Regions from separate parts of the Homo sapiens genome. Here regions 2 and 3 are each linked to region 1. A link is a contact called in ENCODE Hi-C data. All regions are on one chromosome and are shown on one strand. Each heading gives the region's core, a stretch centred on a gene start or an enhancer-like site at or near the end of the contact. The rest is flanking DNA. Distances are from core to core; before and after follow the strand shown.

Evidence for each region. Hi-C counts contacts between places; a loop is a spot of excess contacts on that map. Pooled maps may share reads with other maps.
Region 2: a loop to region 1 is called in a map of B cell, with 21 times the contacts of the local background. The contact joins the promoter of IREB2 here to the promoter of SENP8 in region 1. A Hi-C loop is called at or near these places in 2 of 168 maps with a recorded cell type or tissue (B cell and naive thymus-derived CD4-positive, alpha-beta T cell) and 6 of 50 pooled maps.
Region 3: a loop to region 1 is called in a map of CD8-positive, alpha-beta T cell, with 25 times the contacts of the local background. The contact joins the promoter of HMG20A here to the promoter of SENP8 in region 1. A Hi-C loop is called at or near these places in 3 of 168 maps with a recorded cell type or tissue (CD8-positive, alpha-beta T cell and naive thymus-derived CD4-positive, alpha-beta T cell) and 7 of 50 pooled maps.

What each region holds. Positions count from the first base shown.
Region 1 is chr15:72,116,753-72,119,979 of GRCh38, reverse strand. SENP8 (SUMO peptidase family member, NEDD8 specific) reads right to left here and starts at 1,577. Exons shown (of 2, transcript NM_145204.4): 1 at 1,516-1,577. MYO9A (myosin IXA) reads left to right here and starts at 1,830. Exons shown (of 42, transcript NM_006901.4): 1 at 1,830-2,300. RefSeq lists a silencer at 1,709-2,478 and an enhancer at 2,679-2,888.
Region 2 is chr15:78,436,584-78,439,810 of GRCh38, reverse strand. It overlaps IREB2 (iron responsive element binding protein 2), which reads right to left and starts at 1,595. Exons shown (of 22, transcript NM_004136.4): 1 at 1,455-1,595; 2 at 1-16. The coding sequence starts at 1,473. RefSeq lists a silencer at 1,141-1,380 and enhancers at 1,851-1,910, 1,981-2,060.
Region 3 is chr15:77,419,417-77,422,643 of GRCh38, reverse strand. It overlaps HMG20A (high mobility group 20A), which reads right to left and starts at 1,756. Exons shown (of 10, transcript NM_001304504.2): 1 at 1,640-1,756. It overlaps PEAK1 (pseudopodium enriched atypical kinase 1), which reads left to right and starts at 2,540. Exons shown (of 10, transcript NM_001385026.1): 1 at 2,540-2,638. RefSeq lists enhancers at 1,255-1,304, 1,695-1,744 and silencers at 2,195-2,514, 2,765-2,934, 2,945-3,154.

The sequences.
Region 1 (3,227 bases), core at 328-2,827:
AGACAACAGCTGACCAATCCTGGACGGAAGGGAACGGGAGAGCAAAGAGACAAGTAACTAATTTGGACCTGATAAACACTGAGGAATGAACAGTGCTGAAGAGAAAGGCAAGAGTGGCTCCTTCTCCCATTTCCCAGACCAGTTATTCCAAACATAACGCCGCTCAAGTTTCTCATTCCATCTCCAAGCCTCTCTGTAGTTAAATGACCTCCATCTTTTTTTTCTGGGGGCGGGGACGGAGTCTCGCTCTGTCACCCAGGCTGGAGTGCAGTGGCGCGATCTTGGCTCACTGCAAGCTCCGCCTTCCGGGTTCATGCCATTCTCCTGCCTTGGCCTCCCGAGTAGCTGGGACTACAGGCGCCTGCTACCACGCCCGGCTAATTTTTTGTATATTTAGTAGAGACGAGGTTTCACCATGTTGGCCTGGATGGTCTCGATCTCTTGACCTCGTGATCCACCCGCCTCGGCCTCCCAAAGTGCTGGGATTACAGGCGTGAGCCACCGCGCCCGGCTAAATGACCTCCATCTTAATGTTACAGAGCCAACTGTCTCAACTTCCTTCTCTCTAGTTTAGTGAGTCTCAATCTTTAGCATTAGAGTCACCTGTGGAGCTTTAAAACAGTAATGACACCTGGCACAACCCAGAATTTAATTGGTCTAGAGTGGGGCAACAGTATTGGTTTTATTTAACAAAAAGTTTCCCAGGTGATTCAAATGCACATACAAGGTTGCGTTCCACTAGTGATCTTGATCTTATAAATTAGCCTCCCTCACCCTCGAAGAGGCCACTTCTCGGTTTCATGGTACGCTTTTGAGTCTTCTACCTAAACAGAAAACATTCCTGAGGGCCATATTCTCGTTCCTCATTTCTCTAACTTTATAACGATGCTTCTTTAAAGGGAAGTCTACACTAGTACGGTTTCCATCAGGTTTATTTTACTTCTTTTTTCTCTTTCAGACCACCACTGTCACATGCTCTTGCGCCCGTTATTCTGCTTTTACCTCCTTTCGTATTTCTTTGACCAGGTACTGGATTACTAGTCTTTTAACACAGTCCTCTAAAAGTGACCCAAAAGTCACCCTGGAAAGGGCTTCCTCACGTTATCCTCCTACACAACCTGGGACCCCTCTTCTGTGCGCAGACAGCATCCCGTGCATTTTTCTCTATTGTCACTTTATTGTACTACCACTGCGGATTCTCTCACGGTCTCCTATACAAAAGCACTTCAAAAAGCTGACACCACTTAATTCGCCTCTGACATTCTGGAACCCAAGGCATGGAAACCACTCAGTGAAAAGTCTGAGAAATGAATGGAAACGGAGGTCGGGGCGGGGACAATGGAGGGGGCAGTGGGTGGAGAGAGCGTGCGTGTTTGAAAAGGGGCGGGGGCTATGACCGGCGGCGCTGAGAATCCAGGTCCAGAATCGGGAGGGAGCACGGATACGCCAGAATCTGAGTGGGTGGGAGAGCGATCCACTGCCGAGACAAACCGAAGTGGGGAGGAGGCTTCTTACCTGCCTCGGGCCTCACCACCCCAACCAGCCTTCAGGCACCTCTGTGTTGGCCGGAAAGCGACAGCTACGGTCGCAAACTCAGAGGTTTCGTCCCCAACCTTGCGACATCCCTTTCCAGTACAGGGAGAATCTAAAGCTGAGTTCCCTGCTCTGCCGTAAGGTGAAGAAGAAAAAATTTGGGCGGGGCCGCCTGGGGCGTAGGAAAGGGGGCGTGTCTGCGCAAGCGCACGCTGTACTCTCCAGTGGCGTCACGTGCGGGGGCGGGACAGGGCGGGGCCGACCCGTGCTGGCAGTAGGGGGCGTGGGAGGTAAGTGCGCGCGCGCCTGCTCGCCTGCAGCCGGGGAGTCGCGCGGGGCGGGGCCGCGTGCGCGGGGTCGGGGGCGCGCGACCGAAGCGGATAAGGGACGCGGCGGCGGTTGGCTGTGTCTGTTGAGAGAGTACAGGACAGCCCGGACTGCGAGAGGCGGCGGCGGAGGCAGTAGTTGCACCGGCAGAGGCGGCCGCTGGCAGCGGTTGAGGCGGCGGTCCAACGCGTGCTCTCTGGGCGGGGTGCGGCGGGGGATGTGCCTGCTCAGGCCGGGCGGAGTCTCTCTGACAGGGCGGGGGATGCGCCGCGGCCGCTCGCCCGGACCCTGAGGCTGCTGGGCCCACCCTCCCGGAACCGTCCGACCCTCGGTGGCCTCGGCCTCTTCTGCCATCTCCGGTCCTACCCTGGGGCGGAGGGTGGAAGGCAGCTTCCGTCGAAGAGGAGGGGGCTGCGGTGGCCACCGCGGCGGAGCCCGAGGTAAGACCCGCCCAAGCGCCCAGCGGCCCTGCAGCCCGTCCTGGCCCACGTCTCAGCCTCGCTATTTGGCTCCGGTCGGGCCGCCCCGCCCCGTCCCAGCGGAGACGCCCCGCGAGCGGGTCTGCGCCGAGCCTCCCAAACACCAGATCACGGCCCCGGATCCCCAGTAGACCCCACCCCCTGTATCTTCCATTGGCCGGGCACCATTCCGGCCCTCCAGCCTCCCCGGAGATTCTGTCACGGTCCCCCCAACCCAGCAGACCCCATTAGTACCCCTCAGAGTCCCTTAGGACTCTTAATGGAGCTTCTAGACTACGTTACATCCTCCCTTGGGCTGACGTGATTACAGTTCTCAGGCAAAGTCTCGACCGCCCCCTAACCCATTGCGTCCCCCATGTGCCCCTCGCCCTACTCTTCTTAGTAGAACCCCTCCCAGCTCGCTCATCACCAAGCCGACTAGCACTAACCCTAGCCATCACGGCTTTCAGATAGCCGCTGTCATGGTGTTCTTACTCCCGGTAGATGTGGTGTCAGTCCCTCTAGACACCGTCACAGACTTTGGCTTCTCTCCCACCACCGACTGTAGCCTCTCTCAACAGACCTCTCCTCAAGCAAACCTTGTTATCTTTCTCCTTAGTCGCGATCCTTTCTTTGGTTGAAAGGGCTTTGCCATGAAATCCTGAGGGAATATTTGCTTAGCCTAATGTATTCCCTCCATTGTGGCTTAAGGGGACCGACCGAGACCCATGTTTGGAGGGGTTGGGCTGAAAAAAGTGGGAGGCAGAGTGAAGTTATGGAAGCATGAGGCCAGTTGTGTGTGTGCCATTATAAGGTCACAGAGCCTGCACCTCGTCTTGTCTGTTCTGTGTAGAACGTGTGAGGTTGTCCAGCACTGATGTTTTAGGGACCTCTGTAAGGATTAAATCA
Region 2 (3,227 bases), core at 346-2,845, 6.3 Mb before region 1:
TACTCAAAGGCGTATCCTGAAAAAAAAATTGTATTTTCATTAAATGCAGCAACAAAATATTTTATTCAGCTGAAAATACCTGGAAACTAGCTTTATCCAATAGAATTTTCTGCAATGGTAAAAATATTCTATGTTTGAGCTGTCCAGTAAAGTAGCCATTAGCAACGTGTGGCTATTGAGCACCTGAAATGTGGCTATCGTGCCTGAGGAACTGAATTTTTAATTTATTTAATTTTGATTAATTTAAAGTCACACAGGGCTAGTATCCACCACACTGGAAAGCATAGTTCTAAACCATAATTTGTCAAGTAAAAACTAGTAAGATAATTCACTCCTGAAATGTGATAAGAATACCTGGAAAGGGACAATAAGAATGATTTAAATAATCCACGGGGACGTTTTGGAAAGACATGTCTTGAAAACTGCAGAGACAGGAATTTGTGAATTCCACAATTAACATTAGAGGGACTGATTAAAAAAAAAAACTAAAAGACGGATTTTTACAGAGCATTCAATAAACCAAAACAAAAAAACTTCTCAGTTAAGTCCTTACCAGGGCTTAGTACTGAAAATAAAAGTAACAGAATCTCTAGGAAATTAGCATATTCTACCCGAAAGAGACAAGTCTTCTGGTTTTGCACGAACTGAAGCTGAACTACTAAGTCAAAGATCCAGAGGTCTCATTTAAACGTGCCTCAGCTCCCAACATTCTAGGGGGCAGTGGCGGGGAGGCAGCCCTGAGGTTGAAAAGAACCTTCAGATCTTTTGTGCAGACTCATAGCGGTGGGTGGCCAGGACCCTCAACATTGTTAAGGCTTTCATCCAAAAGGAGAAAACATAAGCACAGCCCATTTTCAGAATGAATAGTATTTTTTTCTCTTTTTTTTTTTTTGTAGAGGGAGGTGGACGGGGGAGGAGACAGCGGTGCAATAAATGGTCGGAGAACTGACTGACCAATGTTCAACCTTGACTGCCCCTCATTCGGCTTCCAGAGGCACAGAGAGACTGAGGGGCCTTAGGCTGGACCGTGGAATCAACATCTAGCTGCGTGAGACCCGAACACGGAGACGCAGGCCCCCGCCTTCATCGCTCGCCAATGGGGGGCGGGCAGGAGAAGACGGTGGGCCTCTCCCTGCCCCTGGTGTTGCTGACGGGGGCCAGGAAGCCGCTGGCAGCAGGCAGCGGCCACCGGAGAGAGAGGGGTGCGGGTCAAGGCCAGCGGTGGGGTGGCCCGCCCTGCGGGTGTCGCGCAGGAGGGTGGGGATCGGGAGCCCCAGCTTCCGCGGCCTAGGCTCAAAGGGCGGCCCAGCAGGCAGGCCCCGAGGGGAGCACAACCCGAGCCCCGAGGGCCTGGGCGCCTGCCGAGCGACTCCAGGCGAGAAAAGCAAGGAATTCGGCGCCTAGGCAGCGCGCGTTTCCAACTGCCAGACCCAGCTCGGAGGCCCGAAACTGACCTGCTTTTGGGGCGTCCATCGCCGGAGACCATATTATCCCTCCGGGGAGGGGGCCAGCGGGGGAAGAAGGGGGAGGCCGGGCAGGGAAGACGGGGAGGAAGACAGGCGGACTGGCAAGGGAGGAAAGAAGGAAGCAGGCTCGCGCAAATATCGCGAGAGCAGCAGAGCCAGCCCCGGGTCTGCGCTCGCGGGATTTGTCGCCTAACTCCCGCGAGATCGTCGGACAGGAAAACAAAGAAAGGGAAGGGGCGGAGCTAACCAGAAAGCGATTTCTCGCGCCGTCGCCGCTGTTCTCGCGAGCGGGGGCGGAGCGCTGGGGAGGCTCCAGTGGGGGCGTTGGCGTGGCTAGTTTGGCCTTCGCAGCGATCCGTTACTTAGTTGCGGCCTTAAGTTTTCTATTGGGGTCATGAATTCGAGCGGTGTTTGCGTTCCCGCAAGGTGTCTGTTGGAGTCAGGGTCGGAATCGGAACTGCTAGGAGAAAGAGCTCAAGGAGAACCGCTTTCCCCTAACTATAAAGCCTTGCATTAACTTGTCAGACGTGGGCGGCCCACACGCGTGTTTTCAAGTGGGGGCGGCCATACTGATCGGGCGCGTGGGAGGCGCTCAACTGTTGAATGAATGAATTTTTTCTTACCCTCCGGTAGCTTCCGTGATTGCCGACTTCTTCCCAGTGGCAGTTAACACATGCTTAAGCCTCTCCATCCTTCCGCCTCAGCTCCTCCGGTCCCTGTGTTCTCCACCTACCCAGCATTATCTCCTGTCGCAGCAACTTACCAGAAAGAGTCGCTCATACTCGGCTCTCCCCCACCCACTTCTTATCCTCTTCCAGTCTGGCTTCCACTCCCAGAAATGCCTTTAGCCAAGGCCAGCTATAACTCCACTTTCTAATCTCACATATCTCAATCTTGACTGGTTCTCTCCCATTGTTGAAAAATACTCTTCCATCAGCTTCTGTGACTTCAGACTCTACTTTTGTTTCTTCTCCTAAGGGTGCTTGATCTCAGGCTCCTCTGCAGACCTCTTCCTCCGCCCAGCTTTTAAATGTACTGGGCACTTGATGGGCACAGTAGCTCATGCCTGTAATTCCAGCACTTTAGGAGGCCAAAGTGGGAGGATGGCTTGAGCTGAAAAGTTCAAGACCAAACACAGCAACGTAGTGAGACCCTATCTCTACAAAAAAAATTTAAAAATTAGCTGAGTGTGGTGGCATGCACCTGTAGTCTCAGCTACTCAGGAGGCTGAGGTGGGAGGATCACTTGGGCCCAGGAGATTGAGGCTGTGGTGAGCCATGATTGCACCACTGCACTCCAGCCTGAGCAACACAGCAAGACCCTGTCTCAAAAAAAAATATATTGGACATTAAATGTGTCCCAGGGCTCTGGCCTTGTACCTCCTCCCTCTGTCCATTTTCCCTGGCCCATCTCACACTTCCTTTGACTTCAGTTATTAGTTAATATGTTGATGCTTCCCAGTCTGCCTGTGACCTGAGCCTATCTCCTAAACCCGGAGGTGTATATCCTAGTACCCATGGGATGCCTCCACATCCCAAGGCACCTCAAACTAAAAATCTCCAAAACTGAACTCGTCATTTCCCTCCTTAAACCTACTATTCCTTTTGTATTGCCTGTATTAGCGAATGGCGCCACCATCCACCTGGTTGCCCAAGCCAGAAATCAACACATTATACCTGACTCCTTCATCCACTCCCTTTAATCATTGATCCAAGCCCTGTCAACCCAAACTCCAATATATTTCCTTTATTCACCTTGCTA
Region 3 (3,227 bases), core at 507-3,006, 5.3 Mb before region 1:
AAACAGCTATTTATTTATTTATCTATTTTTGAGACGGAGTCTCACTGTCGCCCAGGCTGGAGTGCAGTGGAGCGATCTTGGCTCACTGCAACCTCCGCCTCCCGGGTTCAAGCAATTCTCCTGCCTCAGCCTCCTGAGTAGCTGGGACTACAGGCGCACGCCACCACGCCCAGCTAATTTTTGTATTTTTAGTAGAGACGGGGTTTCACCATGCTGGCCAGGCTGGTCTCGAACTCCTGACCTCGTGATCTGCCCGCCTAGGCCTCCCAAAGTGCTGTGATTACAGGCGTGACCAAACAGCTTTTTAAAAAAACTATTATAGAATTAAAATAATCGCAGAGTCTGAGGCTAGATTAAGTACAATCCCAAAAGAAAAAGTACACAGGCCTTATTACTTCAAAAATTCTTGCAAGACAATACAGTTCTAGGTTCACTGATATATATACTAAAATTACTAACATTCAGATTTCACAAAGTAAGCTTCAAATAGATTGATTCCTTCAATACACAGACACACACCCTTCTAAGTATTGTGTTATCTGACAACAGAACCAAGGAATCAAAATTATTGAGTGTTTATTACCGCCTCACATATAGTTTATTAAAAATGAGCTACTGAAAACCAGAAAGTTCTTATTGACCTTTTGTCCTTTGTGAGCCAACTTTTTCCTGTTTAGAATCTGAGCTGAGTCTCATGACCCTTGCTTTATACTTTAAAACCACAAAGAACAGATACCATTTAAAAATCAGTGATGAATTAAATTACAAAGGAGGAAAATGTAATAAAATACAACTTTCAAAAATGTTACGTGTAAGCTACACATAAGAATTTTTAAGGCTGAAGAAGCTGTTCTCAGGCACAGGGCAAAACCTGTAGCCCAAAATCAACAGTCCTAATAATTTAAGATGTCAATTTTATCAGTTAAGGTAACCTCAAATTTGAGTACTTCAGTGTGATACTTTCATTCTGCTAAGATGAAAATGCCCCAGATTTTATGTAAAATATTCAGTCCCCTAAATAAAAAGTTATCTCCTTAAAAGAGAAGCTAGATTTCCTGTTGCATGTCAAGGCAGAGGGCACCACACTTCACCCAGCCAAGGCTGGACTTGAGTAGGGGTGCAGGTGTTGGCAATTCATCAGTCACACAAGCTATGTCGTCTTGCAAAGGTGCATAGAGATTTTTAACAAGGGCTTTCGAATTCTTTGAAGAAAACACAGACAATTTTGCTGGGGAGGAAATGCTCCATATTCCACGTGGAAGCAAACTCATAAATTCTGACTGCAGGTTGGTGTTCAGCACAACTTGGAATAATCTAACTTTTCACATAAAACACAATCCCCAAGCTGCAAGATAATGTCTCCGCGAATGGCACCAAGCACCACCTTTTCAAGCCCTCATCAGCACTGGAAGTGGGTCGGACACCCCCAAACCATCACCACCCCCCCACAGGAAGTGAGGGTGTCCCCCCTCCCCAGGACGGCCTTCCTCCCCTCCCCCAACCGGAAGTTGAGGCGCCCCCATTCAGCCGGCCTCCAACTGAGACAAACCAGTACCACCACCACCAAAAGAGGGGTGATCTTCAAGGGGTGAAGGGCATCTCGACTGGGGCCACCCCCAAGCTCGCCTTGCTTACTGACCTGCTGACGACAGGGGCAGGAAGGGGCCTAGGGCCAAAAGAAAGTCCCTTCCACAGAGGACAATTCCCTCAGCCCCTCTCAATCGCCTTCACTTCACGCACTCGTCGTCTCACAGCTGGACAAAAATTCTTCCGCAGCACTTTATTTTGGTGTCCTTTCCTTTTCTTTACCTAATCTCTTAACCACCTTTCCACAGGTAACTCCTCTTACCGCATAGCATTTACAATTGCTCCGGTGAGAAGAAAAATGAAATATTTTCCACGGTACCTTCACAAAAATGAAGGGATTATTTTGCCCCAATGCGGCGAAGGACTACGTGGTTACGCAAGGTGAGCCTTATTTTCGTGGAGGTTTCTGGGAGATGTAGTTTTTTTTTTTTTATTGCGAAGGCCCGCAGAAAGTAGAAGAACTGAAATTGGTCATGACTACATATTAGCGTCCTCGAAAACATATTCTGTATTCGATGACGGCTGACCTAGCGGGCCCCGACGCCCAAATGGGCCCAGACTCCCCTGGTCTTTTCCTCTGCGGCTTAATCGAACCCAAATTTTCCCTCACGCGGGCCCAAGGTCTCGGCAGCCCCGCCCCTTGTCTTAGCCCCGCCCTCCGCAGCCAATCAGGCACCCTTTAGGTCTCGTCCTCTGGAGGTTGGAAGGCAGAGAGGAGGGGCCTGGCGGTGACTCCTCCCGCTGGGGCTGAGGGAGACCTGGGAGACGACCGGGGCCCGTGAGCGCGCGCGTGCTCACGGCTCCAGGAGCGCGGCGAGCGGGCGAGGGCGCGCGCGGAGGGGCGGCGCGCGGGGCCGAGAGGAGGCGGGCAGGCTGGTGGGCTGGGCGGGCGGCGAGCGGCCGGGAGCGCGCGGTGGACTCGGCCGCGGCGAGTAGTTAGTTAGTTGTTGTTAGTCAGTGTCAGTTGCTCGGCGGCGGCGGCCGTGGTCACCAGGAAGGGGACGGGACGGACGGTGATGGTGGTCGCCGCGGCGGCGTGTGCGCCCCTCAGGTAACAGCGGCCCGGCTGTCCGCGTCCGCTCGGTTGTCTTCTACTCACGCGCCGTCTGTGGGACCAGGGTTGCCGCGGGTTGAGGGCGCTGACCCGGGGGAATCCGGGCGGGGCGGCGCGGGTTCTGGGTGGCGGCGCGGGTTCTGGGTGGCGCCGCCGCCGGGGCTCTGGCGGCCGGTGCGTCCCGCCCGGCGCGGGCTCTAGCTCCCCGGCCACCCCCGCGCCCCGCCGGTGCCGCGCGCCCCCTGCCGCCCCTGCCCCCTCCCTCGGCGGCGGCCCCGGGAGCGCGACGCCCCCCAGAGGAAGGAAAGTTGGGACCTGCCGCGAGGGACGCCCCCGGGCGCGGCTGGGAGGTTGCGGGGGAAAGTGAAGCCTGGAGGAGCTGGACGCGGGGAGGCCGGGGCAGGAGGGGCTTCTCTGGCTCCTGCCGGGTCCACACGGTCAGCCCGCTCCCGCACCCGGGAGCATCGGCGCAGCCTCGCCGGCAGCGTCGGGACGGAGCCGGGTGGCTCCCTGCCTGCTCCCTTCGCGCCGCGGCTGGGGAGCCCGCGAACGTGTGGGCTGGCGGGGTCGTTTGGGGGTTGTGAGT